Linked DNA regions of Homo sapiens: region 1 is linked to region 2. A link is a contact called in ENCODE Hi-C data. All regions are on one chromosome and are shown on one strand. Each heading gives the region's core, a stretch centred on a gene start or an enhancer-like site at or near the end of the contact. The rest is flanking DNA. Distances are from core to core; before and after follow the strand shown. Region 1 holds the start of COG2 (component of oligomeric golgi complex 2). Region 2 holds the start of RAB4A-AS1 (RAB4A antisense RNA 1).

Region 1 (3,341 bases), core at 104-2,603, 1.4 Mb after region 2:
CTCCAGCAAAACAAACATAACAGGGACTTAGGATGTACTTTTCCCAATCGCTCCTCTGGCAGAATATTTTGATCCTCCAGCTAGCTTCCGGCTCTTATCCTGTTCATCTGTTCTGTAGATACTGGCAGGAAATAGGCTCTTCAACAGGGCCTGCTAGGTCCAGTGCTAGGGAGTAGAGCGTTTTGGATTCTACGCCTACATTTTTTTTTAAGTGACCAGTTTTCTAGTTGAGATACTTGAAATACAAAGTCTCATGGTGAGGTCTTACCCTCTGCTGTCCCATTCCTTTTTACAGGCCATCATGGCGTTAATCTTATCTCCAAGGAGAAAAATTGGGAAGAGAGGCCTAGATTCCTCAACAGAAGCGGGAAGGAAAGGTTTGCAGAATGAAGAGTGTGAAGTGAGGTTTGTGGTTTGAATCATCCGAATGTCAAGGAGAAAAGAAGAAAAATGAATCATCATCATTTGACCACGGTATTTACAGCTAGCGGAAGGGACAAGAGGAGAAAAAAGCAAGGGAGGAGATAAAGGAAGAACGTCTCAGAATAAAATTGGGGTGGGTGGGGGGAGGAGGAGGAAGACAGTCTAAGAAATTGGTTTGGTTGCACCAGTACTGGCCACAACACAAAAATTTGTCCATTCCTGGTTGAAATTAAAAATAAATGTGCATGCACATGTATTTGTCTGCTGTGTTTAATCAGATAGCGAGGCACTCCTTTAAGCACCTTGAAGACCCAAAGTTGCGCTCAGAGGCTGCCCACCTGGAACGGAGACCGAGGTTGAGCAGGGAGCTACTCAGAGGACCCAAAGCCGCCTAGCTGACCACCTTCTTCCCTATGAGTTCCCAGTAACGGAGCCCAGTGGAGGAGACGCTACACTTCTCTGTGGGGACAGAGGCTAAGGGCGGGGGTCTCCATAGAGGCGTTAGCGCCCACCAGCGGCAGTGACCGCGCACAGGGAGGTGAAGAATGCGACCACGGTGATACGTCCAACCTGGAAAACGGGCCTGAGAACCAAAGGGCCAACTTCTGGCCATGCATAACGAAGCAGAGCAGTCTCAGGGTAGAAGGCACTGGAAAAGCGTTGTAGGACAATTTTTCCCAGTAGAAACGGTGGGGGTGGGAGGGAGACCCGCTCACCCCTTTTGACCCACCCCTGCAGCTCAGCCACGCCTCCTAGGGAGGTGGGCAGCCTTGCAGGAGCCCGCGCGAGGCTGCAGTACCGCCCTCCGCCACATGAGGGCAGCACGGCCTACCCGTGCAGCAGCGGCGGCCCCCGCGCCCCTCTTGGCCAGAGCCAGGCGCAGGCCGGCTTGCGGTGCCGTCGTTCATTGGCCGCGGCGCGGGCGCTGCCATGTTGGCGGAAGCGGACCCCCCTGTGCCGTGGAAACTGGCGGTGGCCGCGGCCGCCGAGTCGGTCTGCGCAGCCTCCTGCGTTTTCTCGCTTGGATCTTGGCACTGAGAGGCGGTGGCCGGCGGGATGGAGAAAAGTAGGATGAACCTGCCCAAGGGGCCGGACACGCTCTGCTTCGACAAGGACGAGTTCATGAAGGTGCGCGCGGCGTCCGCTCCCCGGAGCCGGGCCATGAGGGTGCCTCTGCCCTGTGCCCTCTGTGGCGGTCTCTTCGGTCGGCTGCTCCTGCCTGCGCACGCTCAGTGTCAGGTCCTCCGCCGAGACCTCGCTGCACTTCGCAATGAGTCTTTTGGCGTCAGGTTTGGCGGGTGCAGCCTGGAGAAAGCACTTCTGTAAAATCGTGCGTGTTACATGGAAAGGCCTGAAAGTTCTGGGCAAGTGGTTTTGAGCTGCATGTCAAAGCCACTGTTACCCGTTCCTGTTACCATGCAGTGCAGTCAGATTGCCAGTCCCCTTGTCGGAAAGAAGCTTGTGGACCGGGGCCTTGGAGCTCATTAAGTGTGTGTTGAATAAATCTCCAAGCCCACGTACTTTCCTAGGGACTCGGGTCGGAAAGAAAAAGAACTTAATCTGAAGTTTTGCTTAACATTCAGCTAAAGCTTCCAGAATGGGATATTTAGAAGCTTAGAACATTCTTACCGACTATTGCAGTACGACAAAGCAAACCATTACTCTTTAAAGAAGTTGCTCTACTTTTTACGTGATGCATTTGAAGAAGTTGGTAGTTGTAGGTCATAAACTTAGAGAAAAGAAATATAAACTGAAAACACTTCACTGATGATAAAGTTCATCAGGCACAGCCTTGAAAATGGCCAGGCTTTGAGTGAGAGCTGGGAGGAGCTTTGCTCCTACTTGGTGTATCCCTCTGGGTCTGCACTTAAGCCATTCAAAAAATGTTTCTATTTAATTTCCTGAGGACTAGGATTTTTGACACCTTTTAGTAGCTGCTTTCAGTGTTAAAAAGCGAAAAGTTTTAGCTGGTTAGTAGACATCTACAATTTTGAGCAAGTGAGTTGAAATCTTACTCTGCCTTTCTTGGTGACATAATGTTTTCTAGATTAATTAGCCTATCTCTTTTTGATAATATTTGCATTCAGATTACATCTCCAAAGCTGTTTTTTTTTAAAGTAGATCTGTATCTTCTCCAGTGTGACCATATCATTTTTCGTATGTAGGACTTATCTATACCCAGGAATAATGTACCTTATTCTTGTAAGTGATATTCCTATTAGACCACTGTACTAAAAGGTGTAACTTCATTAGGATGTCTCAAAGAATGTACAGAATCAACTCATTGATCCAGAAACCCTTCGTTTTGCCTACTGGCTAAGAGCTACCCTGAAATGAGGGTAGAAAGAAACAGCTAAGGGTACATGCTGGGGAGAGGTGCCCTGGAAGAGGAAAGGCCATACACGGAGATCAGGGGCCTTGTTGACGTCAAGAATCTCAGAGTACAGAATAATCTCAGTTTGTCCATCTCTTGACTTCTTAAGGCTCAACACCAGCATCTTCTCTGACTCACTAGCCCCACCACCTTTCCCACTCTGAGTTGACAGAATGCCTTTGGTAAATGCAGCTTCAGGAAGTGAAATCACAGAAATACAAGTTCTAAAATAGAACTTAGAGTGCAAACTGGGGTGGTGGCTGGAATGCCAGCAATTGCATATTTCGTGGCTCTGTGAATATGCGGTACATTTTGTAGTGCTTATAAAAGTGACAACATACATAGAAGAAAATACATAGAACAGCTGTTCTGTGTAAAATTTTGTTGATTTTTTAGGTGGAGCTTGAAGATAAAGGTTATTTGCAATTTGTGTTGCCTTAAACATATAAAACTACATATAAGTTGCACTTCCATGGCAGAAAGGATGGTTGGAACACTTGTCCAGGCTATATTTCTATGTTTGTGTCTCATTCAGCACATTTTG
Region 2 (3,282 bases), core at 737-3,236:
AAAGAATCTTCCACAGTATCATCCAAGGATACTGAAGGGCTCCTTCAAACCTCGCCCTTGTATATTTCTTCTTCCAGTTGTGATACTGCAGTTACATTTGCAAACCAAATGATCCCTTTGGGTGGTTTTTCCAAAACAAATCGTCTTTCCCAAAGGCCTACCTAAGTCTTCATTTTCCACAAAGTAGAAAACTGCCCACAGCTTTGAAATGGCAGCATAATTTGTATTTCTACCACCTTGTCCAGGTTTCAGGGATCTCTGGTCCAGTTTCAGTCAATAATGCTAACTATCACTGCAGCTCACTGACTTCTTTCTTGTACATAGCAGTTTTTCGCAGGAAGAAAACAAATCTAACGAATAGGAATAACTTCAGGTGATGCTGTTTTCTTCCCGCTTCCTGGGATCACTGTCTTTCCTCTGAAATGGTTTTAATCAGAACCAATCTGTTATACTCAGGAGCCTAAATCAAACACGACATGCAGAGAGACAAACAAGAAAGCAACAAATGATCTGAGCCACTGAACAAGAAATATATATAAAACAGTTTTAGGAATTACAGCTGTCACAACTTTTCACCATGGGGCCTTCTCTGTGATTTAGAAAAAACTGCATTTATTTGTTATTAGGATCGGAGACAAGAGAAAAATACCGACCCAAATAGCCACTGGGGAAGAGGGAAGCTCTGATGCCAATTTATGTGGAGGATGGAGCCAAACTGACTCACACACACACACACAAAAGTATGTACTGGCATTTTCCACACAGTCCAGGTCACTTGGGAGCTTAGCCAAGGATATTTTGAGCATTCGACTACCTATTGTGAACAAGGTTGGGAACTATGAGGCGCTATGTGGCCCTGATCAAGCTCAGATGGGCCAAATCCTCAACCAAAATTCTCTTTCCCATAAATGTTTATCTCTACATTTCCCACAGAAGGGGATTCTAACTCAGTTTTGCTTCTGAAACCAAACTATCCAAGGCCAGGTGAGATGACTCATGCCTGTAATCCCAGCAATTTGGGAGGCCAAGGAGGGAGGATGCTTGAACTCAGGAGTTCAAGACCAGCCTGGGCAACATAACAAGACCCCATCTCTACAAAAAATTTAAAAATTGGCGCGGTGTGGTCGTGTGAGCCCCTAGCCCCAGCTACTCAGGAGGCTGAGGCAGGAGAATCGGTTGGGCTGGGCTGACAGTGCCAGACCCTGTTAAAAAATAAAAATTAAAAAAACTCCTAAATTTGGAAACACATCCCCAGCTGAGGGCCGGGAGATACTTCTCAACCGTAATCCAGAACCCTCTAAAATGGGATGTGGAGAGGCTGCAGCCTGTAGTCTTGCGATGACCTTTTAGCACCTGGGCATCTTGCGCTTCTGTCATTCCGCCCACACCCGCTCAGCTCCATCCAAGAGGGCCCGGCAGTTTGGAGTGAAAGCTTAGCTTCCCAACGGGTAAATGAACCTGCCTCCCATTCACAGGGCGGCCTCTGGCTGGACACCTGGGGCCTACTGCCTCCTTGTTACACATTAACCAAGTTCTGGCCTCCATCGTAACAGCGTCAGGGAAGTTTTTTCCTGGCTGACAGCCGCAGATGATGACCGAAGACAACGTCTTAACTGAGACGGGCCAATTTGGCAAATGGACTGCTTTCCTCCCCAGTGCGGGCACCTTCCTCCTCTGTCCGGCAACTGGACCCCACTGTCCCCAGCCCTCTGTCACCCCCAAACCTGCCCACCGCCCGCCTCTACCCGACCCTCCCTCAGGGAAATCGGGACTCAGCCCCCAACGCCCCCACCTGCCGCTCTGCCCACCTCAGCGCACACCGCCAGAGCGCCCAGCCCGCGCACGTGCTTCCGGCGCGCGCCGAAGTCCTCACGCGCCCCGCCCCGGCCTCCCCGTGCGCACGCGCGAACGCGGGGTGGGCCGGGCCTCGCGTAGCCCATCTCCTCTTCCTCCTCGCGGTCGCGGCCGGACGGAGGGTGGAGGGCCCTGCGCCTGCGCGGAGCTGGAGTCCGGCTGGGCCGCAGCCGCTGGGAGACCGGCGGTTGCCGTGGGGACCGGTCGGGCCCCTCCCTCCTCCGGTCCCCCGCCCCAGGTCCTTCCCCACCGAGACGCGCCGGCGGACCGCGGGCGAGTGCAGCCGGTGACCCGGCGAGAGGCGGCGCCGCTCCCAAGATGTCGCAGACGGCCATGTCCGAAACCTACGGTACGAGGCCCGGGCTGGCGGGGCGCGCGGGTCGGGCCGCGGGGGGCGTCGGTGGCGCGGGGCCGGGCCTGGGCTGCGGGGGTCTTGAGGGTGGCGGTGGCGCCGGCCGGAGCCGGGGGACGGATCTCGGAGGTGTCTGGGCTTGGGACCGGGATGGGGGACGCGGGCCGCTGGGGGCTCGGGTGGGGTAGCGGGTGCGCGGGGCGCGGGGGCGCTGTGCACAGCGCATTGGCGTGATCCGCCTTTTCAAGTTTCCTCTTGCTCTTTCTCTGCTCTTGCACTCTTAGCGCTTTTCCCCTCTCAGTCTAATGTAAATAACTGAAGGTTTGAAAAGCCAGCTTGATGTTCGGTTTCAGCTGCGATATTATCCCCAGCGAGCCTGTGAAGGGCTTAGGGCGACGCCTGTGTTCCTCAAATACTTCAGTTTGACCTTTCCTGGTTTGGAATTCCTTGCTTTACATTGGGATTACAGTGAGGAGTTATTAATAGGCTAATTCATTCATCTCTTCCTCCGGAGACCTCTTGCTTCGTTTATTTCTCCCTCCCTCTCAGTGTTTTTTAGCCTTTTCTGGGTTGCATTTTGGCTATTTATAAACATGTCTTGTCTCCTTCTTAAGACCGTAAGCACCTTGGAAGCAAAGCCCTGGCTGTTTAATCTTTGTTTCCCCTGCAGCACCCAGACCTGGAGGTGCTTGACAAATACTGTTTTGAATAAGCGAAAGCTTTCCCAGTGCATATGCTGTGTGCTTTTTTTTTTTTCTCCCCTTTTTTGGCCTTGCGTGGTAAGAATAAACAACTTGTACTTTGTATCAGAGTTGAATATTAATAGATGTTTACCAGTCCCTAATCACTCTTTCAGATGTATGTATTCTCAGATTAAGACTTTGATTTGGAGTTTTACAGTCCCAGAGAGAGGCTCAAGTTCAAAATTACATACCTCAAGCCAAATTAGTCCTGTCTCCATCTGTCCTGGCATGCTGCTTCCTTCTCTGCAACAAATACTGTGGAATGGCATTAGGGAAGCGAGCACCGTGCTGGGAGGGCTGTACATCCTGCAGAAACACAGCAGACACGGCTCT

The links. Hi-C counts contacts between places; a loop is a spot of excess contacts on that map. Pooled maps may share reads with other maps.
Region 1: a map of CD8-positive, alpha-beta T cell shows a loop between it and region 2 (8-fold over the local background). The contact joins the promoter of COG2 here to the promoter of RAB4A-AS1 in region 2. A Hi-C loop is called at or near these places in 2 of 168 maps with a recorded cell type or tissue (CD8-positive, alpha-beta T cell and naive thymus-derived CD4-positive, alpha-beta T cell) and 7 of 50 pooled maps.

The regions. Positions count from the first base shown.
Region 1 is chr1:230,641,128-230,644,468 of GRCh38, forward strand. It overlaps COG2 (component of oligomeric golgi complex 2), which reads left to right and starts at 1,354. Exons shown (of 18, transcript NM_007357.3): 1 at 1,354-1,551. The coding sequence starts at 1,480. RefSeq lists silencers at 1,148-1,287, 2,901-3,020 and an enhancer at 1,378-1,597.
Region 2 is chr1:229,269,168-229,272,449 of GRCh38, forward strand. RAB4A-AS1 (RAB4A antisense RNA 1) reads right to left here and starts at 1,987. Exons shown (of 2, transcript NR_149313.1): 1 at 1,809-1,987. It overlaps RAB4A (RAB4A, member RAS oncogene family), which reads left to right and starts at 1,944. Exons shown (of 8, transcript NM_004578.4): 1 at 1,944-2,203. The coding sequence starts at 2,173. RefSeq lists silencers at 1,756-2,285, 2,326-2,485.